Linked DNA regions of Mus musculus: all the other regions are linked to region 4. Evidence: chromatin loops called from intact Hi-C (ENCODE). Cell type or tissue: heart. All regions are shown on one strand. Region 1 overlaps Gm34471 (a long non-coding RNA gene). Region 2 holds the start of Gm34528 (a long non-coding RNA gene). Region 3 has its middle 6.0 kb from the start of Gm41071. Region 4 overlaps Cspg4b (chondroitin sulfate proteoglycan 4B). Region 5 has its middle 15 kb from the start of Gm41071.

Region 1 (5,000 bases), 160 kb before region 4:
AGGGCAAAGTCTGACTAGTAGGGAACCTACGATTATCTCATGAGTCACAGTACAGAGCATTAAAACGTCTACCTGGTTTCTTTTCTGCCCTTATTGTTTACCAAGTGAGCCTCAGTCCCTCGTTGCCAACTGGAAAAGCCAGGTTTCCCATTCTTCCTCTAGGTAGATGACTAAATGTCAAACAATGCGATGTAACTGGAGGTTATTAGGTGGTAGCCCATGACTGTTCCTTTAGGAGGGATTGATTTAGCTAGATACCTGTTTAACTAAGTGCTTCCTCTGTTGCTGACTACAATATGGAAATGATAACAGCCACCATCTGGGACAGGAGGATGTCTAGGGATGTTAAACCATATCCAGGATAGCAAAGCAGAAAAACAGAGGAACCTGAGCCCATGGTGACGTGGAAGAGCCTTCCCAACAGTCAATAATCAAGGCTTGCAATTTATCATCCCTGGATTATGTCCGGCTTATAAATTGGGAAAGCTTCCGGGGCCCATCAGTTGACTTAAGTTTCTGGAGACACAGCTACATCCTGTCTCGTCCAAGCCACTGTTTGTAGACCGAAGAGCACTGGGGTGGGAACGTTTTAGAAGGGAAGCCACTGGAGCCCCTCCACAGAGCAGCTAAACGAGAAACCGTTCTTTCAGAAGCTCTCCCTGTGATCTGCATGCTCATTAATGTTTTAAAAAAAAAAAAACTGGTATTGATGTAATTAGGCTTTTGTTTATAAAATTGCTGATGGGCAAGATGGCTCAGCAGCTAAAAGTGCTTGACATAAAAACCTGACCACTCAAATGGATCCTTGGAACCTATGCACGTGTGGGAGGAGAGACTTCACGTTGCAAAATTGTCCTCCAATGCCACACTTGTATCACGACATGGCCGCACCACTACCCCTGTCCAAGAATAACAAAAGTTTTAAAATCTAAAAATTGCTCACTGCTATATTCTAGGGGGAAATATACTCTGTTAAAACTAAACCACGGACCAGATCACCCATTAGAATGACAAAGGTGAGTTGAGTTCTTCAGATTAAAAAGAATGAGGTTAAAGTACTCACATATGTGAGGTAAACCATCTTTTAGCCTTTATGCTCAGTGCAGGGAAAAGAAGAGAATCTTGCTTTAAAATTCAGTTTCAGGAAGGAATGGAAGCATAAGTGTATTGTATTATATTTCACATTTTAAAGGGATATGTTCAGGAGTTTTGGAAACAACAGCATTGTAGTGTAGGATATGAAAGAAGTCTATTCATTTCCTCCTAGATCGGGGCATGGATAGAAAACTTAGCTGGAAAGACGTCACTTAAGACATAGATTCTCCTGTTTTCCCTCCCAGCTTTAGGAATACAGAGACCATCCCACACACGTTATAGACAGTTTGCTGGCCTTCCCAGCTGATGTGTATATTCTACAGATGGTCTTAGCCAAAAGGCCGAGAAACGATTGATGTGCATATTTTAAGACTCGATGCTTCTTAGAACACAGGCCATAACACAGTGTCTTTGCCTTCTGTCATGCTCTTTAGTCTGAGTTCAGGGGATTTATTTTATTTATTTATTTTTTTTTTTTGAGACAGGGTTTCTCTGTATAACCCTGGCTGTCCTGGAACTTACTTTTGTAGACCAGGCTGGCCTCGAACTCAGAAATCTGCCTGCCTCTGCCTCCCGAGTGCTGGGATTAAAGGCATGCGCCACCACTGGCCGGCTCAGGGGATCCATTTTGCAGATGACGGAAGCAAAAGAGCACATGCTCCGGGCAAGTGTTCATTACGCATGCTCAGTTCGAGTGGTCATTGCGCATGCTCAGTTCTAGCATTCATTGATGCTAGCACCTTATGCAGGCTCTGATGCCATCCTTGATCAGCAACTATCATCAAATAACCCAATATTGGAAATCTTTGACAGAGGTTTAGGATAAATGAATTTTTTCTCTCTTTTATGTTTCTACTTGATATTCTTTGGCTCATTATGTGATTAAAAATGAAATCATATCTTTGGATGCTTGTGGTTTGGCTAGCTGGCTGGGAAATGGTTTTCTGGCAGTTATTAGTGTTTTTTTTTCTCTTTCTATTTAAATAACACTTACTGGATTTGGTACTTGAACAAAAATGCCAAATTAAGATGTAGGAGAGAATAAACAAACTGCGCATGTTGAAACACTGGGAGTTGGGGTTTTTTGTTTGTTTGTTTGTTTGTTTTGTTTGTGTGTGTGTTAGTTTCTGCTAGTGTTGGGCACAGAAAAATTGTTTTAAACAGAAGCCAAAATTTTGATACTCTCTATAAGAGATATGACTTTAATAGTCTTTTGTTGTTTTTATAGCTGTTTAAGACAGGGTCTTAGGTACTGCAGGTTGGCCTCAAACTTACTATGTAACCTCAAATTCTTGGCTCCTTGTTGGAGTGTGAGGATGTGAGTATGGACCTCTTCCATCTTTGATCTTCATCTCTATTCCCCATCCTGGATGCTCTTTTGAAATGTACAATATTCTTCTAGGAACTAACTTTTTCCTTCTTTACAATAGATGAAGACAGTCTGCTGGTGAATACCCTTATAGAAGTGAAACAGACGAAGGCTATGTTTGCTTCAAACCTGTGCTCTGTCAATTCTCAGCCAGTGCCCACTGCTGCTTCTTGTCCTGAGATAACCACAGTGGGGGGTGGGGGTGGAGGAGGGAGGGGGAGAAGGAGAGGCTTGAAGCTTTTAAGTATTTTACTCTCTTCTAAAGACCATAAAAAGTTATTCAACACCCAAACAGCCCTAACGGGAGGGTCTTGCCAAATACAACATACCGCACAGAAATCAAAAAAGGTTTCCAACTCCCACTGGGTCTCGCAGCAGAAAACGTTGTAGCAAACACAGTCCCCAGTCCCTGCCTGCAGCTAAGATGCGTGTCCCAAAAGCTCTTCAGTTCACATTTTCCTGTGCCGAGATGATCACAATTCTCACCATCCAGAATGTGATACTTGGCTCTAACCAAAGCGAGAGGAAGTGCCCTTCCTGAGCAGGAGCAGAAATCTAAACACAGAACAAGACCACATCTTGTTTCCAGTCAGCCTCCTGCTGTGAGGCCTCCACACTGTGCTTGCTACTTCCTCCTGCAGGCAGGGACTGGTGGTTGGAAGAATTGTAAAAGGCTGAGGAGCCTCTGCCCCAGATGCCTTTAAGGGGGGGGGGGGGTCTCAAGATCAGTGCTTCATCGATCCATCAATCGGCTGGAGTTGCTGACTTGATTCACTGAGCCAGAGCTTGCCTCATCTGCTGTGAACGTTCCGACACACAGCTTGTTTATAAACTATGCCTTCAACGAATACACTCATTATATTTAACAGTACAGTTCTCGGAACTACTGTGAATTTACACTTTTGTTTATTAAGTAGTTACCTTGTAAATACCCAGTGTTAGGTCTAACAGTTTTGAGGCAGCAACGAGACAGTGTAGCTATTTTTTTCTTTCTTTTCTTTCATTTTTTTCAACACATGTGAACCTCAGTTTTCCCTCCCTCCGATCCTCACAGTCCTCCCTTCCTCCCTTCTCCCCCCAGATCAGCTCCTCCGTTCCTCTTCAGAAAAGAGCAGGCCTCCCAGGGATATCAGCTGAACATGACATAACAAAATACAATAAGCCTAGGAGCAAACCCCCACATCAAGGCTGGGCAAGGCAGCCAAGTAGGAGGAAAAGGGTGCCAAGAGCAGGCAGAAGAGTCAGAGACACCCCCATTCCCTCTGTTAGAAGTCCCACAAAAACCCAAGCTAACAAACTTAACATGTATGCAGAGGACCTGGGGCAGACCCGTTCAGGCTCCATGATGGCTGCTTCAGTCTCTCTGAGCCTCCCAAGATACCAGAAAGGCTAAGTAACAATGGAGGTTCTAAGGGGGACTCGTGAATCTCTCTAGGAAGGGGAACTAGGACATATTCTTGGGTAGACTTGGGGCTGGTGGGCATGGGTAGGGGGAAGGATAGAGGAAGAGAGTATGGAGAGAGACATCTGAAACTGGAGGGTAATTGGGGGTAGTGATATGGAACCCTAGTGCAGTAGAAATATGACAGCTCTTAATGGCCTGGGGATCCAAGTTTCACCCTCCCCTTCTTTCTCCTAACAGTAGTTCCACCAATGGCTGCCTTGCACATGACATATAGTAGGGGTGCAGAGGAGGACGTGTGAGCTCCTGTCTGTGGAGGAATGTTGCAGCCAGCACATTCAGTGCCCTTCTATCAATCAGAGAGAGGGCATTTGTTCTCAGTACGCTGACCCCTGTGAATGGAGAGTGAGTCAGAGACCCCCGCATTAACCTCCTGATCTGAGCGATTATGTTTAAGCAATGCTTGGACTTTGTGTGGAGAGATATGCAGGTGTTCAGCAATTCTCTCTCTCTTTTCAAATTAATCATTTCCTCCTATATTTTATTTATTTCTGTTTAGAAGTTGCAGATTTAGTGCTATTAACAGAAAATACATAGCAAAGTCTTCTTAAAAGTGAAAAAAATTATAAATGTTGGAAAAGTTGGCCTCATTAGCATATTCCCAGACTTTTACTTAATACACACTCCTTTGGCAATCACTTAAGACATTTTCACAGGCTTTATCACCCAAGTCTCTGAGTAGTGAGCACTTCAGCTCTTTACCGTCTACACCTGAGAGTGAATGCTGTGTCGTTTGGAAGGGAGACCCTTCAAGCCCCAGCCTCCTCAGAGAGCAGCAGTTCTCAGTCTGTGGGTTTTGATCCCTTTGGGGTCCTACATATCAGCCATTCTGTATATCATATATTTACTTGATTCATCATAGTAGCAAAACCACAGTTGTGAATGTCTTAGTCAAGGTCTCTATTCCTGCACAACCATCATGACCAAGAGGCAAGTTGGGGAGGAAAGGGTTTATTCAGCTTACACTTCTATACTGCTGTTCATCACCAAAGGAAGTCAGGCCTGGAACTCAAGCAGGTCAGGAAGCAGGAGCTGATGCAGAGGCCATGGAGGGATGTTCTTTACTAGCTTGCC
Region 2 (5,000 bases), 170 kb before region 4:
TGTAGCCTGGCCTATAACAGTGGCTGTACCTGGGTCTCTAATCCCTCCTCCAATCAGTTGCTTCTGGGAAAATGAAAGCATATGTCTGAACATGTTCTTTTCCTGCAGGTGCCCATGCTGGGCTCTGTCCAGTCTTCTTGCTCAGGGAGCCACACACTCCTTCAGAGTGACAGCAAGATACCTCACAAATTGCAGCCTAAGCTAAGCATTTAACAGCTAATAGTTCTGTGGGGAGACAAGAGATAAGTGGTGTTGACCAGACAGAGCTAGCTCAGAGGGTGTTACAAAGAGAGAGCTAGCTCAGAGGAGGTTGCAAAGAACGTGTTCACAACCCTCCCACCCTCATTCTCTCTCTTCCACGATAGTCCTTTGCCCCTTTGCCTCGCCCTGTTTTCTCTTTGCTCTGATGGCTATCTATCTACTTAGGTGGATGAGTAGATGGGGTTTATGTCTGCTCCTGAGTTGGTCACTTGCTGCTGTACCCTGAGTTGATTTCCTCAGCACATCTGGGAACATCTGCCTACGCTGAAGACTTTCTGAGCTTGGAGGAGCATTCAGTCTATAGTGTCCAACATAGCTCCTGGGGCTTAGCCATTGCTTCTTCAATGGTGGTGGTTTGCTTGAGCACATTTTCATATTCTACTACTCTCAAAAACTCACTTAAAAGTTTTGGTTTTTTTTTTTTTTGCCACCCCAAACCCAGACTTGCATATTGGCTCTTGGAAAAGTTTGTTCAGTTAGTACCTTGAGGCCCTTGTCTCTCAGGAAGCCATCATATGTATTTGTGGCTATAAATTCCTACCTTCCTATCCTGCAACAGACTTTACAAGGTGGTGAGCAAGAGGTTCTTTAGATGTGTATTTAAAAGTCAAATTAAAATTCCAGCTTCCATATTTCCATTTTCTTGGATTTTGATGCTGTTTGTGTAGAGAATAAAAAAGAATGTAAAGATAGTTGAGACAGATTACATTTATGTCTTAGTTTGGGTATCTATTGCTATGGTGATAGAGCACCATGACCAAAAGCAACCACGGGAGGAAAGGGCTTATTTCATCATCTTGCATCTTGTAATCTGTGATTCAAGGATAGGAAATCAAGGCAGAAACCTCGATGTGGGACCTGATTACAGAGGCTGTGGAGGAGTGCTACCTACTGACTTGCTCCTCGTGGCATGTTTTCTTATACATTCAAGGACCATCTGCCTAGGGGCAGCACCACCGCATCTATTATTAATTAAGAAAATACCCCACTGGGTTCCCAATAGGTCAGTCTGATGGGAGAGTCTTTCTCAATTGAGGTTCCTTCTTCCCAAATGACTAGCTTGTGTCAAGCTGACAAAAGAATCAACCAGGATAATTTAGAGTAATTTAACAAACCAAGGGGCAATTGGACTCTACTCATGTTCCAATCAGTCATGACATGATTGTGAGTCATTTGGTGGGCTGCTACTTTTGCCACTAAGGAACCTCTTTCCTGTGGAAGCCAGGGAATAATTCATTTAAATCATGGATTAAGGATTTATTACATATTTTCCACAGTAAAGAACATATTGCTTTGTTATTTGAGTTACAGAAGATTTGGCCCTCTCTGAAGAGTTTTTAAATACTTCATTCCCCTCATAAAGTAGAGCTAAAACGTTAGTACAAATGAGATAATTGATGAAAGTGAGATCTAGGACAGAATAGCCCCAAGATTACTACCAGCTGAGAGCGACCCTCATGTTATGGAAAATTAGTCTGCCTTTCAAAACCAAGTGAGCTGACATTATTAAACTCTTATCGTATTAAATATTTTACAAGTATTATTCTACTTAATCCTTAAGGAAATGCCTGACGTTGAGGTATATATTCACATTATAACACAAAGAGAACACTGAAGCCCAGGGAAGTAGAGTCCAGAGTGAAGTGCAGAGAATGGCTTCAAGTTCTATTTGCTTCATCTTTTATCCATAGGACACTAGGCAGCATGGGATATCCATATGAGGAATCGCCTCTGCAAGTGGATGGCTTGACAGATGTGCCCCAACTTGGCTGGGGTCCACGTCCCCAAAAGCCTCCTCCATGTGGGAAGATTGGTGGAGAGGCTGGGTTGCCTTTCCCTCCAAAGGCAAATTTGCACAACCTGTATGTGACAGCTTTGCATCTTAGCAAGAGGATCAGCTGTTTGTTGCTGTACCTTGGGAAGAGGGGAGCAGAGAGGGCGAGGTCTTAGATGACCTTCAAGGGGGTCTTTCTGGAGCGCCTCATTTTGAGAAATGGCCTGTATCTCACTTGTCAGGAAAAAGAATCCGACGATTTCTGCAACGGATCTATCAACTCTCCTGAAAGCAAAGTTCAGCCTTTAACTTATCCTTGAATTTAGGACCTTATAGACTCTGAGAAGACCATCTCAGCCACATTTAGTACAGGAAGCAGGGCTCAGACTACATTTTTGCTGCTGGGCAGTCAATGTTGATTGTCTGGATTCTAAGACATTCAGTGATCATGGACAAAGAACTCTATCACCTACAAAGGCAAAAATTATTTTGAGAAATCTAAGGCAAAACAAAACGTCCCCACCCCAAGGAAAGCTGAACTTAGCTTTTGATGAAAATAAGGCTATTTCAAATGACATCATTGTTTGTCTCTTCTTGCTATCTCTTTTGGAGATAGCTCCGGGTTTATCCCTAGCCAAAGCTAACAGCTGGACCTCTTTTGAGAATTTAAAAAGCCACGCTTTTATTTAGTCTTGAGAAATCTCCTGTAAAGGGGGTTTCATGGGGACTTTGTTGGGCATCCGGCCCTAGCATAGGAAAACAAATCCAGGATGACTTTCTGGATAATCTGTTATGAAACGGTCAAAGTTCACACCACTGAGACGGGATATTGTTCCAGTGGCTGTTTCACTTAGAACTCCCTTAGCCAGTCTCCACAATCAATAACCTGTTAATTGCTTTTCACCTTTCTTTCTGCCAATAAATAAATACTAGGCGGTGGAGCCCACACCACCAAGCTTGTGCTCCTTCTCACAAAGGGAGTGACTTCTTCTGAGTACCTCTGATCGGTAAGCCTCTATTCTGGTTGACACGGTACATGTCACAAGATTGAAATGACCTTCTGCTTGTCCAGGTGAGTTTAGGGAGATGTCAGCGCATGCAAACATCTAAGAATCAATCACCATCAGCTGAAGGATCCGCTAGAAGAGCTGGGGTAGCCGTGTAGCTCAGTGGAGTGTTTTTCTGGCATACCCAAGGCCATGTATTGATCCTCACCACTGCATAAACCAGGTACGGTGATGCACGCGACGGATGGTGCTGCCTGTAATCTCAACATTTGGGAGGTGGACACTGGAGGATCAGAAATTCAAAGTCTTCTTCAACTAAATGGCTAGTTCTAGGATAGCCTGGGCTATATGAGACCCTGTCTCAAAAAAAACAAACAAACAGAACAAAACAAACAAACAAACAAACAAACAAACAAACAAAAAACAGTAACAAGATATCTGTAAAATCAAACTTAAAGATCAAACTTAAAGACAGTCTTTGTAAGGAAGTCAGGAGGTAGATAGAATCTTAGATGAGAGGAATTTGAGTTGTAAACAAAATTATTGGCAAGAATTCCCTAGCTAGATGTGAGATCCAGAGAATAAGCATGACTAATTTACACATGCAATTGGAACAGTAACCACATTAACCATTGCCATTGTGCTTAAACTTGTTGTATCCAAAACTCATGATGAAATTTTATCCCGATATGAGTGCTGAGAGACTTACAGTACTAACAACCCAGTGGGGATTTTAAGACAAGAATTAGATTATGAGGGTTTTGGTCTCACAAATGGATTAATTTGTTAATAGATATAGATATATATAAAACAAATGACTTTGCTTGAGAATGAATGTTATAATTGAGGTTTTTTTTCTATTTCTTGTGTGTGTCCTTCTTAAGCAGTGCCCCACACCATCAGTACTCTACACAGTCCCCAGTACAAAGGAAACCATCACTGATAAAGCTCCTAGACCCTAGATTCCCTGTCTCTAGAACCATGAGCTGAATAAGCCTTTATCCTTTATAAATCACCTAGTCTGTGGCATTGAGCTGTAAAAACAGAACATGGACCAAGAGGCATTCATTGTCTACGAGTGCTATTGTCTGGACATTTCAGCTCTACTATATGGCCTGAATAGGCCCAGAACAGATTCTACTGTACATTGAACCTCATTGACAAAGAGATCCTTCTTGCCCCCTTCCTTCCATCTTTCTGCTGCATAGAAATGAATTAAATAGGGATTCTAAGGAGGCTGGCATGTCCTTGCCCCTGCTAAAAGACTGATTTCTAGAGTGATTGAGAGATTGCTATTGGTCTTAGAAAGATACTGGCCACTGATCTAATGTGTTCCCAATCCCTGGATCCCCTTTTTCTTGTGGGGGTCCTGTGCTCAAACTCTGGCTCCCCCTCCAGCACTTGGGCCATGGTATGCTTAGTGTGGCTTCCCTGAGATGTAAAGAGGTCCAGCCAGTGGATCCAGACAAAATAATGTCCTTGGCAGAGATGCCAACATGGAAAACAGAGGAAGTCTAGCAGATAACTGGCTTCCTCCGAAGGAACTGGGGAGTTTTTATGGACCACAGTGAATTGTTGGCACCAGCAGGGGATGGAAATCAGACCTGAGTCTCCACTTGACTGTGCATCCTGGCAGGTTTGACAAGGACAAACCACACCAGGCAATGTGAGTAAAGGAACAGGGAGCTGGGGAGGTCCCCTTCTGTATAGAGTTTCTAGAAACCTAGCTGAACTCTCAAGAAGTGAGTCGAGCCACACATATAAGGAACTATGGACTCTACATCAGAGGGGCCTGCTAGGGGGACTGATACAGGACTCTTTGAAATGTACCAATTTCAGAACATCTCTTTCCTAGCAGTAAAATGAGAGTTGACCCAAAGATTACCCCATAGTGTGCAGAGAATAAAAGACTGGGGAGTACTCAGTTCTAAGTGGGACATTCATATCACACACACACA
Region 3 (5,000 bases), 74 kb before region 4:
ACATTCAAAGATTACTAAGCAGGAAAGACATGAATCTCTGCCTCTAAGGATAGAACAAACATATAAGCAACTACAAACAGCTAAATCAGTTATATAAGAGTTATTATATATATATATGAGTTATAATAGGGCTAGTGAGATGAGTCAGGGGGTAAAATGCTTGCAGCCAAGCCATGCTTGAGTTTGATTTCTGGAGCCCTTATAGTAGAGAGAGGACTGCTTCCGTTAGTTGTCCTCTGACCTCCCCAGAGGCATGTGCCCATTCCAATGAAAAATTAAGAGGTTGGAGTTGGAGAGATTCAGACAAGAGGCACTGGCCATCCTTACAGAGGATCTGGTTCAAATCCCAATATTCACACGGCAGCTCGTAACTGCCTATAACTCCAGTTTCAGGGGATCAGACACCTTCACACAAGCATACATGCAAGTAAAGCACTAATGTGTGTGAAAAAAGCTAGCTAAGTTATTTTTAAAAATTAGAAGAGTTATAATAAGGTTATGTCCAAGGTACTAGGGAAGTTACCCAGGTATTTCTAGTAATTATGTCTCAGAGTTAAGTGTGTGAGTCTGAAACTCCCTATCTGGCATGAAAATATAGACAGCAGTTTACATAGGATCCCAAACATCAGAAACAGCAAAAGAAGAATCAACACTGTAAACAATTGTTTTTTTTTTTATTTAACCATCTTTTAAAAAAAAAAATCAGAGATGATCTTCTACAGTGCTCAGCCTGTGGTCTGATGGTTAGAGGTGTCACTGTATCCAAATACCCACCAAAGGTGGGGGGGTATCACGGCAGACTCACTGCACGGTATGTTGGGCTGGCTTTAAACTCTTGAGGTGTGGCTGTTCAAGTAGCTATCATATGGCGAGGCATTTTTGACCATCATCACATGCTGTGCTAGCTAGTTTTTGTCAACTTGACGGAAAATATAATTGATTATAATTCAAAGAGAAGGCTTCCTGGAATAAAGAAGAGGCATGAAAAAGGCACACAGAGCTTATGAATGTAGCTCATCAGAGAAATATGAGAAAATTCCTTACTATTTCAAAATAGAGTCACTTGGTAAGAGGAACCTCTATTTAGGAATTGCCTCCAGAAGACTAATGATTCATGTACGAGGCAGTCCACTATGGGCAGCACCATTCCTACGCAGACAGTCCTGAGTTGTATAAAGAGCAAGCTAAGCAAGCTATAAAGAGCAAGCTGGTAAGCAGCATCCCTCTCTGGTCTCTGCTTCAGTTCTATAGCCAGGTTCCTGCACTGACGTCCTTCAACGATGGACTGAGCCACGCAAGTGTAAGATGACATAAACCCTTTCCTCTTGATGCTCCCTCTGCACGGTGTTTATCACAACAGCAGAGCCCAACCAGAACAGGCAGTGTCTGGGCAGCCATAGTGCATGGTCTCCAGGATGCTTTTCACTTCTCAAGTTATCTGGGTCACGCTCCCATCACTCCTACTTATGACGGGGAGAGATTTCAAAGCTCAGACATTTTCAAGTAGCAGTAGATCACGAGACCCATGTTGCTCGCTCATCTTTCCGCTTCACACCTTCTAACCAGAGTAAACTGGCTGGAGATAGAGGTACATGGAAACACACATGGAGTTGTAATAGTTACCCTAAGGAGGAGACGTAAGGTCTGGAGGCTGGCTGTGAAGCAGAGCGTTAGCTCCGAAGGCGTGATGACCTGAGTTCAAATCCTCAGCAATCAGCTGAGGAACTCTGGGTGTGGCTTCATCTGTCTGGCACTGCAGGCAAGTGTGGTGGCAGAAATCGGTATATCCTGAGAGTTTGCTGGCCAGCCAGTCTACTCAAACCAGCAAGCTTCCAGCTCTGTGAGAGACACTGTCTAGAGGCAGTCAACGGAGAGTGAGAGAGGAAGACACCCCATACCCAGTATCTTGCTTTGTCCTCATGCATACATAACTCTCAATAAATAAATAAATAAATAAATAGTTTAAAAAATATGTGTGAAGCAATGAATACCCTAATCATGTTCTCATCTCCCTGCTGGAGAGGGAAGGATTCCAACCTACATTTATGTGGGTGGCCAGATATAAGGCCCCTCCCTGACCCTGGGCAGATGAGACAGATAACTGTCTGGAGGAGGATGCTGCCACACTCGGGGCTGGGTGGGGTGGTATCCAGAAATGAAGTGTACAAGCAGGGGCTGTGGAGATCAGACTTTAGGGCAGCATAGCTTGTTTCTCTAACTCTGTGGGCTGGGTGAGAGCCATGAACTGCTTCTTGGGGTAAATAAGCCCTGTGTCTCATCCCTGTGATAACAAAGATTGTTTCCACTGGGGGACTTTATCCCTCATAACAAAGTGGCTAGGATGATATGGTTGGCTGGTAGGCGCCCTGTTAGTTCTGATGTCGGGGTAGAACATAATTATAAAATGACAGAGATTATTTCAACACACCAATTTGGGCATGGAGTCTGCTCGTCTATAACACACTGGCTAGACCTATATCACTCATCACCTTTTAACCTGCTCTGAAGTCAAATCTTGTAGAAAACTCCTTTCAAAGCCTGAGACAAATTTGGGAATGCTGAAAGCGTAGTTGGTCCTGTTCCAACCTTTCTCTCTTGTTAAGAACTGGGAAGAAGAGGGGTCCTCCTTGGCAGTCTATGGTCTGTGGTCTCCAGTATACTGGAGGCCGCCTACCTATACTGCCCCCAGTGGCATTTTAAGTAACTGCAGCTGCAACTTAGAAACAATGACCACTGAAATGAGGCCTCTGCACGTGGAAAACAACTTAGATCAATAAAACAAAAAGGCAGCCAACAGATTGAGAGAAGATCTTCACCAATCCTACATCTGGTAGAGGGATAATATCCAATATATACAAAGAACTCAAGAAGTTAGACTCCAGAGAACCAAATAGACCTATTTAAAAATGGGACACAGTGCTAACCAAAAAATTCTCAACCGAGGAATACTGAATGTCTGAGAACACCTAAAAATGTTCAACATCCTTAATCATCAAGGAAATGCAAATCAAAACAACTCTGAGATTCCACCTCACACCAGTCAGAATGGCTAAGATCAAAAATTCAGGTGACACCAGATGCTGGCGAGGATGTGGAGAAAGAGAAACACTCCTCCATTGTTGGTGGGATTGCAAGCTTGTACAACCACTCTGGAAGTCAGTTTGGTGGTTCCTCAGAAAATTGGGCATAGTACTACCAGAAGATCCAGCAATACCTCTCCTGGGCATATACCTAGAAGATGTTCCAACTTGTAATAAGGACACATGCTCCACTATGTTCATAGCAGCCTTATTTATAATAGCCAGAAGCTGGAAAGAACCCAGATGCCCCTCAACAGAGGAATGGATACAGAAAATGTGGTACATTTACACAATGGAGTACTACTCAGCTATTAAAAACAATGAATTCATGAAATTCTTAGGCAAATGGGTGGATCTGGAGGATATCATCCTGAGTGAGGTAACCCAACATGATATGCACTCATTGATAAGTGGATATTAGCCCAGACGCTCAGAGTACTCAAGATACAATTCACAAAACACATGAAACTCACGAAGAAGGAAGACCAAAGTGTGGATACTTCAATTCTTCTTAGAAGGGGGACCAAAACACCCAAGGAATGAGATACAGAGACAAAGTGTTGAGCAGAGACTGAAGAAAAGGCCACCCAGAGACTGCCCCACCTGGAGATCTGTCCCATATACAATCACTGTGATGGTTTGTATATCCTTGGACCAGGGAGTGGCACCATCTGGAGGTATGGCCTTGTTGGAATAAGTGTGACCTGGTTGGAATGGGCGTGTCACTGTGGGTGTGGGCATAAGATCTTCACTCTAGTTGCCTGGAAGTCAGTCTTCCACTAGCAGCCTTTGGATGAAAATGTAGAACTCTCAGCTCTGACTGTGCCTTGCCTGCCTGGATACTGCCACTCTCCCACCTTGACGATAATGGACTGAACCTCTGAACATGTAAGCCAGCCCCAATTAAATGTTGTTCTTTATAAGACTTGCCTTGGTTATTGGTGTCTGTTCACAGCAGTAAAACCCTAACTAAGACAATCACCAAACCCAGACACTATTGTGAATGCCAACAAGTGCTTGCTGACAGGAGCCTGATATAGCTGTCTCCTGAGAGGCTCTGCCAGTGCCTGACAAATATAGAAGTGGATGCTTACAGCCATCCATTGAACTGAGCACAGGGTCCCCAGTGAAGGAGCTAGAGAAAGTACCCAAGGATCTGAAGGGGTCTGCAGCCCCATAAGAGGAACAACAGTATGAACTAACCAGTACCCCCAGAGCTCCCAGGTACTAAACCACCAACCAAAGAGTACACACTGTGGGACTCATGGCTCTAGCTGCATATGTAGCAGAGGATGGCCTAGTCAGACATCAATGGGAAGAGAGGCCCTTGGTTCTGTGAAGGCTCTATGCCCCAGTGTAGGAGAATGCCAGGGCCAGGAAGTGGTAGTGGGTGGGTTGGGGAGCAGGGGGAGGGGATAGGGGATTTTTGGAGGGGAAATTAGGAAAGGGGATAACATTTGAAATGTAAATAAAGAAAAAAATCGAATTAAAAAAAAAAGAAATGTTCAATGATGGTGTTTAGAATACAAGGTCAAGCACTAAAACAGAGATTCATGAAACAACCTACCTCACATGGCAACATTTGCTTTAGTTTTTCTTTTCACAGTCAGGCACTGTTAGTCTAGACACCACATCCCAATCCCAGATGCCATCCACTACCCTAAAGCCAGCAAGCTTCTTTTCATGACTGTTCATTTGACCCTTTATTATATCATATCATGGTCTCGATAAGTGGCACATACTATCGTTTTACACATTTTTGTAAGCTTTGGGAATCAGATGGTACATTTCCTTGCATAACTGGCTGTTGTCAGCTTGTTTTGGGACTGGGGACTTGGAGGTGGACTTGCTGGATGGAGAGAATGCATCCACCTGTTATCAGGCATGAGAAGGTTGTGACAGCAGACCCACCACTTACAG
Region 4 (5,000 bases):
TCTCCACATAACTCAGAGAAGTGTGATGCAAAACAAAACTGCTGTAAGAAAAATATCAGTGGAGAATGTCCACAAAGACAAGTAGGCCTGATTGCGACTGAACCAGTGAGCCCAAAGAGGCACATGATGGGTGGGTAGGACCATGAATGACAGGAAGGCTGGCCCCTCCCAACTCTGCAGATTCAAAGACAAAAGCCTAATGAGACATTAAGCTGATTTTACTCCCTATTAAATTATAACAAGTTAATTTCCAGCCTTTGAGAAATGTGTCTATAATTCTCTAAAACATGTATATATTATGAAAGCAGTAAGTCCAGATTTGGGGAGGAGTAATTGGACAAAAATTAATAGCCCAGCATGGCTTTGTGATTTTTCTAAATGTGTTCCCGGGAAACCATTATCTGTGCTGCAGAAGCAACGGAGACCAAGACGGATGGCATCGGGCCCACAAAAGTACAATAGCCGAGATGCAATTACTGGCTTTGTCGAAAAGAAAAGAGGCCGGCTGTCATAAACCTCAAAGCTAGAACACTTCGCTGTTTTAATGACTCTAAATTATCTCTCCAAGCACCGGAATGAAAATCACTCAATTGGCTTCACCTGGAAGCCATCAGTGTGTTCCCTGGACTCTGCAGCTTGCTTTGTTCACGGGTTCTTGGAAGCGAACAGAACCTTCTCCAGTGTCAGAGCACTTTCGCGCCATGGGAGCCTGGTGGTTGTCTTCTCTGTGGATACATCCTATGCTTGCTTCCTGTGGGTTCGCTTAACCCCTTAGGATTTGACACTGAAAAACAAAGCGGCCACTTGCTTGTCTTGGTAGGCTGATATGACACAGAAAACATAGTGAACTTAGTCTGGGCTAAGAGACTAGCGTTGGGCAAGGACATCACAAATACTTTCTTAGAGTTCTTTTGCTGACGTATATGAAGCACAATGCAGTCGCGGTTTCTCATGAGCTGTTTTCTTCGTAAGTACTAATTTTAAATGGTCATTTCTTCACAAGCAAGAAAAGTGTATGTTTTATATGCAAATGGTGCAGTACTTTCAACCTCCATCCAGTCCGTGCAGGTAGAGAGCCAAGGACAAATTAATTCCTTCCGTTAAAGGGTGAAAGAGCACTCAGCCATCAACTGCCTACAATGTCCCTATTGAATGCTTAGCAGGTCACTTGGCTAGAACTGACTCTTGAGAAGAAAAGCTGGTCTAGAAAGTCTACTGGTAATTAGCCATTATTAAGCTACACAGGGCTAAATAGCTCTGAACTCTTTACATAGTTGAAATTACTTCCTGAGTGTTATCTCTCTCTCTCTCTTTTTTCTCCCCATCACATTGAAGAGGCCAGATAAAAGCACATATGTGCTAATCAGGAACTTCATGGAGGATTTCAGAGGCAAGCTTCCCGCACTCTGTTGAGCATACAGCCTCAGGCAGGACTGCTGCACGACTGAGCAAACCCCAGTCCAAGAGAAAGGCCCCCTGTCCTCTCCACCGTTCTTTGACTTCCCAAATGTTCTAAAGCTGACTGATGGTCAATCTGAGCTGTCATACGATGACTGGGAACTGACCTGGGTACCACTTGATAGAAGTTATAAACTTCAGGCGGTGCCAAAGCCCCCTCGCCATCTGCATGTGGAAAAGGAGGCAGTGTGTGGGAGGGGCAAGAAGAAAGGCTAATTTCTTTCTGTTCTCAAACCATACAGAAAATGCCCATTTCTAAACATATATGCTAACCAGGATTGGAATGTTTTCAGTGTTGTTTAATGTGTATACGTGGTGTAATGTGTGTGTGTGTGTGTGTGTGTGCACACATAAGTGTGTATATGCTTTAACCCATGCTTACACATGCAGAGGTCAGAACAGTCCTTTTATGTGTCTGCTGGGAATGTGAACTCAGGCCTTCTGCTTGCACAGCAGATGCTCTTAGCCCTAGAGCCATGTCCTTATCCCTGGAATACATTCAGATCAATGCATGTTTACTATATTAGTTGGTGGTATTCCTCTCTGTCTTGATATAAATTTAACATTTTGTTGTTTTCTGGCCTTGCTTTTATAAAGTATGCACTGTAGTTTGGATCTGAAATGTCCCCCAGAACCCCATGTGTTAAGGTTTGTTCTCTGGCTTTTGAATTACTGGGGTTCCCTGGCTTTGGAGTTATTGGGGTGGGGGTGGGACCTTGAAGAGGTGGAGAAACCATTGAGGGTGAGTTAGGTGAGTGGGAATGAGCCCCTGAGGGGACATTGCAACCTTCGCCTCCATGTCCTGTCTTCTCTCTTTGTGCTTCCCAGCCTTCAGGAAGTAAGCATTTCTCTACCTGTGTGCCTCACCAGGATGCTCTGCCTCTCAAGCCTTAAAGCAAGTGACAGCTGACAAAGGACTGAAGCTTCAGCAGCCGAGCCAAAATAAACCTGTTCCCCTCCACACGATTCCTCTCAGATACTCTGTTACAGCATCAGAAAGCCCTTGAATGCCGTGTGTGTGTGTGTGTGTGTGTGTGTGTGTGTGTGTGTGTGTGTGTAATAGGCACTATCACACCAAAGCTATCTATGAGCCCGAAAGGACCAGAGTTTTCCCTGGATTTCTCTGTAGTCTTCCTCACATCATTGACTTTCTTTATGACGGTTGAGGCGTAAAGAGAGACAAGGTATTCAAAAGTGACAAACATAGATGTTGGAAAACCCTGAGCTTGTCAGCAGCAGCTCCCAGCGGCTCCCCTCCTCCCCGCACATCCCTCTTGCCCTGTCAGAACAAGTCCTTGGAGACGTCCGTCCTCAGGCCCCTTTGTTCCCCCAGCCTGGCAGCCTGGGCTCTGGCCAGGGATGGAACACTTGGTCCCTGCATGAGACCTCTTCTATTTCCTTAGCTCTCTTCTCTCATCATCCCCTAGGGAAATGTATTTGAGAACACTAGGAACTCTCTAAAGGAAACAATAAGTGGGTCATAGGTGGAGCAAATGTCATTCTCCTCTGATGACCTCATTTCCATTCATTAAATGACTGTTGCACATCAGGGCAAACACCAGCCAGTTCCAGTGTAGCAGAAAATTGCCTTCCCCTGGGAAACTCCTTTTAAATATGAGAAATAGAAAGGGACTTTTCACATTTCCAAGAACAAAAAGCTAAGCATCAGCCTCAAACCCCATCTAATTAGTGTTTATAATCCTTAGGATGTCCGGTCACCTCACCACCCATCTTGAATACCAGCTGGACTTTCTCAGTCATCGTGATGCCAGCTCTCCTCAGTGAAAGTCTTTAGCATGGCCCACACAGGTCACCTTAAGCAACTGCTCTGTGATGTCCACCCCCCTAGGGGACAGCTAATGTAGCCTCTATGACTGACCCCTTGAAGCTCAGACCCACCTGAGGGTAGGTCACATGACTACCTCTAAGTTACCATGTGGCCTCCTGGAACAAGTACCTGTCTGATTTCATCTTACCCACTCAAATGCCCCCTTGGAAAAGCTGCTTGGACAACACTCTGGATCCAACAGAAGCTTGGTCTTTGAGTGTCTCTCTCTCTGTGTGTGCTTCCTGACTTTGTATGCACATGGCCTTTGGGTGTACCAGGTGCCCATATGATGTACAAATAATATAGTGTTTCTAGCTTGTGTCTCTCCTGATCATTAGAAGAATACTTTCCATCTCCACAACCCTCAATTAAGTGTGGGAAACATGCTATACTCTTTACATCTATTACTGTCTTAGCCACATTTAACCGGTTAGGGGAAAGCCCTGGTTAATTTGACAGGAGCATGACCTAGAATCCAGAGCCCTGGGCTCCAGTCTTGGCTCTGCTATCAATAGGCTGTGTAACCATGCGAACATGCATGCTTTAGGTCTGAGTCTGCATACATGAACATGGTTTCAACAATCACTGCTATGACTCCTCCCGTTTTCAAGACAACAAAACAGGTTTAACACCTATGTGATTTGCTGAGTCACAGAGGGAGCCTAGATCTCCTGGTGTTGTGCCAAAAAACTTCTGTACAGTCCCAGAAGTTACCAGTAGGTCTCAGATACCTAAACTATAAAATCTCTCCACATACCAAACAACAAAGCCACCAGATGGCTGTCGTGTGGAAATTCTACGAACTACAACTATATCTGAGACAAGGTTTCAGGGAGAAAGAAATTATTATATCAGGGGCGTGCCTTGTGTACAAAGCCAGATACACAGTCTTTGTATACAACCTTTCAAATGATAAAATAATTTCTTCTTTGTCCTTTGATTCTAAGTTTTCAACCACACCTCTGGAATGGCAGGCACATGTTCTGCAGAAGAAAGGGCCATGGGAGGGGACAAACCAGACACTGTGTCCCCTGATCTGTGGCCTGGGACTGGTTGTTTCCCGACTAGAGCCTGCCTCCGTTTCCTTGTGCAGCACTGAGCTCCCATAGAACACCTCTCCTGCTCTGGCCCATATCTGCCATCGCTGACAAGTTTGTCAGGTACCTCCTATGTGTTCACAAAGGCAGAAGAAATCAGAAGGGGCAGCAAACAATTCAAATCTGGAAGCAACTGGATTTTATTTAATCAAGACCTTGCTTGCCTGGGACCTTCTAGTTGGCTTGGTGTGTTAATTTCCTATTCATAAATGTGTTCTAGGCTAAAGGTGGTTTGTTTTCTTAGGAAAACATACCTGGCTTCCAGTATTATACACAGTTTTCCGTTTGCATGTCAGTGCACCATAGCAGTTAGAACACAGTTCCAAATATTCAGTTTATCCACCACACTGGTCACAAGCTACCTCCTGTGGTATGTGAATACAAAGGACGTTCTAGAATACAAGCTGCACAGTTTCCCATGGTCCACCATCACACTGCCCTTTACTGCCTTCCACGCATGACTAGAGCGAGGCTGTTCCAGTAGCTAGATTCTGAAAGAACGAAGGTATGAACAACAGACCACAGCCAACCCACGGTTGTCAGATAGTGCAAGTGAGAAGGGCAGGCTGGTTATCATAAGACACTGGGACTTGAGGGTTTCTTGTTATTGCAGCAAA
Region 5 (5,000 bases), 84 kb before region 4:
TCTTGCCTCCTTGGTTTTCTTTTCTTCACTCCAAGAGTTAAAAATGAATTGTATCATGGCAAGCTCCTAGGTCAAAGCAGAGACTTTTGTTTTGACTTTGATAATTCTAGAGCTATTAGCTCCCTTGGTTTTGTTGCTGTTTTTTGCTTGCTTGCTTGCTTCAGTCCAGGGGAGTGAATCCAGGTTTCTTCTTACTAGACAAGCACTTTATCAAGGAGTTAAATCCCTAGGTCCTAATAAAGCTTTCATATGATTCTCTACGCCCTGCCTCCCATTATGACTTCATCTATCCTGGAGTAATGGGGAAGGTTGAAAAGTGGAAAGTGGATTTGTTATCAGGATGACTTTGGAGGCTGGAAGGAGGGAGCCCTTGCTGGTGCTAGAGCTGAGCTTTTAGGCACCCAAGGAGACCCAGGGTATGTGCCTTCCCTCTGTATGTTCATGGGCTACAGTACTACTATCTGCATAGTACACTAAGTAAATGGTCATTTACTTGCTAAATGACAGAGGAGCGAAAGCGCCCTTCAAAGTGACCCTTGGTAGAGACTATAGTCAGCTCTGTCTTCTCACTGAGAGTTGAGATCCCAACTGATCCATGACAGTCTAATGCCTAAGATGCTTTTCTGAACCCGGATAAAGGGATTCAAGAAGGCTAGGTAGACGCTGCATTATACACGTGTGCCTTATTCGGATCACAAGAAGTAGGTATCTGGTGGACATACATAGAGAACAGACAGTCAGCTTGACAGGTATGGCTTCAAGATCCCAAAGCTGGAGGAATATACCTTTCCAAACTCCATTGTCAACAATACTGCTAAGAATCAGTCTTCCACAGATATGTAGCAGTTTTTAAAGGGTGCCATTGGCTATGATTTTTCTTTCTTTCCTTTCTTCTTATTTATTTTATGTATGTGAACTCTCTGTCTTTTGCGAGCACCAAAAGAGGACACCAGATCTCATTACAGATGGTTGTGAGCCACCAGATGGTTGCTGGGGAATGAACTCAGGAACTCTGGAAGAGCAGCCAGTGCTCTCAACCACTGAGCCATCTTTCCAACCCCTGGGCTTAGATTTTTTCCAATCAAATATACTTCAAGAAAGCAAGCAAGCAAGCAAGCAAACACGCAAACAAGCAAACATAAAATGCCCATTAGCAAGATGGATTGGTGGATAAGGGGGCTTGCTGCTAATACTGCTAACCTGAGCTCCATTCCTGGGACCCACATAGTACAGTGAAAGAACCAACTGCTACAAGTTGTCATCTGACCTCCACTGTGCTCTACCATAAATAATTTAAGACACAGACACACTGTGTGAACGCATTTTGATATGCTTATATATTTTCATATATTATATGTATTTTGAATTTTGAAAAGTTCTTATGAAAATCAGACAGGGGAAGCTTCATTCTATTTCAGCGAGTTTCCTTTCCCTTATCTCCCCCACGCATGCTAAGTTGGTGAGCTCATAAATTGGATACAGCACATATTTTGAAGTTCTATAAAATCCTTGGAAGTTTATACTGGATGGAACTATGCAGTATTTTTAATCCCTATGACATGTTTGAAAGGGAGGGAAAGACAGGAGACATATGCCACTAAGTAGTTTAAGATAATGTGGTCTTAACAGTTTGGATAAAAAGTATCGACAGTCTGCTGTATATTATACAAAGCGCTAAACAGCATCTTGGAGAGTCAGAAATGAACATGATAGCATAGGGGAGAGTTCATGCCTTTGAATACTTAGAACCTATTATACACATAGTAGCCCCAGTCCACACACAAGTTATACTGTACGCAGAAAATACTGATACAACAAGGGACTTCAAAGTATGTCACCTTGTCATGAGAGAGCCATTGTGGTGGAAGGAGAGTCAGGTGAGACTTGGAAGAGTGGAAATGTAGGAGGAGCCTCGTGAGAATATGAATGGCTGTGGCCAGGAGACCTGTAGCTACCCCAAATTCCCTCCTCCCCCATCTCCCTCTCTCTTTCTCCCAAGCAGTGGTAGAGTCCCTACCAAAGAGTAAAGAAAGAGTTAATATTGTGGAAGACCAGTTTCCAGAGACCTAAAAAGGCAGGCGAGGGGGCAGGGCGCCTGACCTAATTCTTTTCCACTTTAAAATCTCTGTCTTTACCTCCCTAAGTGGCTTTCCACGTCCCTGCCTCCTTAATGATAATGACAAGTGTCAAGATGAAATAAGGCTGGAGAATACTCTGAATGCGTTTTGTGTTTTCACCAGGAACCTACATACGCCCACAAATCAAACAGCTCAGAGCAAGGGACGTGTGGAAGGCATTGCCCATCCCTCCTTCTCTTAACCTCCCAAATGACTGCTATCCTGGAGTTTGCACTTTTTCTTGGCAATTTTTCTTTTAAAAATTCCTTCCTGTTCTCTTCCTAGCCCTTATTTTTATCATTTTTAGTGCTATTACCCCTCCCCATTAGCTTACTTGAGCTGCTTATTATTTCCTGACCATCTCTGACAGATTTCTAATGTATGACCTCACTGGTACTTTTTCAGTTTCCTCCTTAACGCATAAGTGTTATATATGCATTATGTGTTAACATTCACTACATGCGTGTTAGATGTATAAAATCTACATGGGTCTGCTTCACAGGAAACATCACTCAAGGTCCCATTGCTCACATCCTGCACTAAAACTTGGCCCCCAAAGGTGGTTCATCAATTGTCCTCTGACAGCAGATTCTATTTAAAGCAGCTGGGGCTGCATCCTGAGGACAGAATCTCTTGGCCCCTTCTGCTTGCTTGTCAGTGAGATAATGTACATGGCCAGGCTTTCAGAGCTGGAAGCATGTGCCATGAGGGCAGCCCTTGACACCGTGAGAGATGTGTGCACAGGCATTTACTAAACAGGTACAGCAGATAAAAATGTGAGCAAGATAGTGGGGCTCAGGATGCAAGGAGAGAGGAAGAGAAGGAGAGAGGGAGAGAAGGAGAAAAGGGGAGAGGGGAAGGGAGAGGTGGGAAGAGAGGGAGAGAGAGATGGGAGAAAGAAGAGAGAAGAAAGAGAGAGGAAAAGAGGAGATGAAAGAGGGGAAGAGAAGAGAGGAAGGAAGGCAGGTGTGAGGAGAGTCATACCATGCTTAGCCTAATATCTTAGAGTCTAGAACAGAATTTGTCAAATACTTATTTGACAAGATATAAAATTATTGTGGACTCAAAGGCCCATTACATCGAACAGTTGGGGATGGGCATTCCACTGGTGTAACTGAGACCTGGACAATGAATAGGTACTAACATTGTCAATGCAAGTGGTGGAGAAGGAGCCTGGAAAAAATTCACCTGAGATGGCTTCCCCACTAAACTCTGATGGCCTTAAAGGCAATGACTGCACCACACTGCATTCTTCATTCAGTCTACACTCTCCGGTATGTGCTCAGACACAGGGAACTATCTCAAACCCATGTTGAGTGGATGGTGTTCCTTGGAAAGACTGTATGATGGACCTTCATTGGCTCATAGAATAATCCAGATGTGCAGAGATGAAAGTCTCTTGGACCTGGCTCTTTGCATGACACTTCCCTCACCCAGCAGCTGGGATGCATGGAAGAAGAGTCCCCAAGAGTACCACACCCCTAAACTGTTGTTACTGCTGGAATCTGTGGGTGATCTCTGGGGTGGATTATTGTTCTTAATGCTCATTTTCTGTTCTTCAAGATGGAGTCTAGAGTAATAGGGTCTCAACTGCACCTGGTACCCTCAAGATCCCATGTGGCCTTGACCTTAGAGCATGGGTCCTGGGCTGCCTGCTGATAAACTCGTTCTCGGTTCAATAAGGACCCTATGGTTTTGTCTGTTGGCTTTGCAGGGCCTGCCATGTCCACCCAGTGTGTTCCCCTCTATCATTGACCCATGTAGCTATCTTACTCTAAGTCTCGGGACACCTAGACAGCTGGTCCTCCTTAGGATTCCCATCAACCAGGAATCAGGAGACCCAGCACTGCCTCCCACATCCTCTATTGGGTTCCACCACCTTCTGAACTAAGATGACCTGTCCTTTTGTTAACCCCAGGGCCCATTGTATAGAGGCCCACAGGACTTCTAGCAGGAAGTGAAATTAAAGCCCACGTAAGGAATTAAGGGCACACACATATGACAGCTTCCCTGGCTTAGCCCTGTCTCCCCTTGTCTGTCAATCAATTAAAAGGGTTTTATTTTTCCTCCCACCTCACCAGAGCCTCTTTCTGTCCAGGGAACATGCCTCCCTCATGGCAGGAGTTTGTCTTTGCACTAAGCTGGATCCCTGGGCATAGAGCAGTAGCTCCAAATAGGGTTCTTGGTCTGATTTGACAATTTTTTTTCTTTCACATAAATGAATTTCAAATGTTTTTCAATAACTCTTATCCTTAAAAGTCAGATGCCAACAAACCTGAGATGTTGAAATGTAAAGAGATCGGTTTCTTAAAAGTTACATACATGTTTCCCAAATGGGTTGTTCCTTCCCATCAAACAACTTCATCAGCTTATTCAACAGTTAGAGACTAGCATATACAAAGAAAACTTCTACCTGAATTATACCTCATTCCAACTGCTTTAAGAACTAACTGTCCTGGACCACTGGCTTATAAAAGTAGACAAGTAGAGAGTCCTCTACCATAAGGTACTTGCCAGTTGCAGTCTTGACTGAAGGCTCTGTTGTCTGGTACTACTGGGGATACAATTTTCTTTAAAAGGGAAACCAACTGGCTCTCTCCTCTTCCCAAGGATGATACAGGATGCTCTAAAATGAATGCAGAACACAACAGACCAGACTTGGTATCAGCAGTCTCCCAAATCATCTGGGAGCTCACTAAATCAAAGACCGCCTAAAAAAATCATGTTTACGGCCCACTTTACAGTTCCCCTTTTGAATAAGAAATTACGTTCAGAATGAACACTCAACTAATCAGTTGCTATGTTGTGAGTGTAACCAACTACTTTTTAATTGGACTTAAGCACCCGCTCCATGATATGAAACCCATATCTGAGACCTACTAA

The links. A loop is a pair of places that touch in the nucleus more often than their neighbours do. Peaks named below come from ENCODE experiments on the same cell type or tissue, not always from the same donor. Only the 100,000 strongest peaks of a DNase experiment are listed, where the experiment ranks them.
Region 1: a loop joins it to region 4, with 1.9 times the contacts of the local background. A loop is called at or near these places in 2 of 42 quality-filtered maps.
Region 2: it touches region 4 in a loop (1.9-fold over the local background); 2 of 42 quality-filtered maps call a loop at or near these places.
Region 3: it touches region 4 in a loop (2.1-fold over the local background); 3 of 42 quality-filtered maps call a loop at or near these places.
Region 5: a loop joins it to region 4, with 1.9 times the contacts of the local background. A loop is called at or near these places in 3 of 42 quality-filtered maps.

The regions. Positions count from the first base shown.
Region 1 is chr13:113,513,333-113,518,332 of GRCm38, reverse strand. All of the region lies in intron 2 of Gm34471 (a long non-coding RNA gene), which reads left to right. Among named protein-coding and RNA genes, the nearest start is that of Gm34528, 11 kb to the left of the region's middle. In heart, a CTCF peak has its summit at 3,097; a DNase peak (open chromatin) is centred at 2,992; H3K27ac peaks cover 864 bases.
Region 2 is chr13:113,524,990-113,529,989 of GRCm38, reverse strand. All of the region lies in intron 2 of Gm34471 (a long non-coding RNA gene), which reads left to right. Gm34528 (a long non-coding RNA gene) reads left to right here and starts at 2,753. Exons shown (of 3, transcript XR_382932.2): 1 at 2,753-3,265. In heart, no CTCF peak of the experiment used is centred here; a DNase peak (open chromatin) is centred at 2,769.
Region 3 is chr13:113,427,497-113,432,496 of GRCm38, reverse strand. No RefSeq gene overlaps it. Among named protein-coding and RNA genes, the nearest start is that of Gm41071, 6.0 kb to the right of the region's middle. In heart, a CTCF peak has its summit at 2,685; no DNase peak of the experiment used is centred here.
Region 4 is chr13:113,353,096-113,358,095 of GRCm38, reverse strand. The region is part of intron 8 of Cspg4b (chondroitin sulfate proteoglycan 4B); the gene reads right to left. It overlaps Gm41070 (a long non-coding RNA gene), which reads left to right. Exons shown (of 3, transcript XR_001781058.2): 3 at 2,287-2,424. Among named protein-coding and RNA genes, the nearest start is that of Gm41070, 8.8 kb to the left of the region's middle. In heart, no CTCF peak of the experiment used is centred here; a DNase peak (open chromatin) is centred at 2,805.
Region 5 is chr13:113,436,824-113,441,823 of GRCm38, reverse strand. No RefSeq gene overlaps it. Among named protein-coding and RNA genes, the nearest start is that of Gm41071, 15 kb to the right of the region's middle. In heart, no CTCF peak of the experiment used is centred here; a DNase peak (open chromatin) is centred at 2,733; H3K27ac peaks cover 1,640 bases.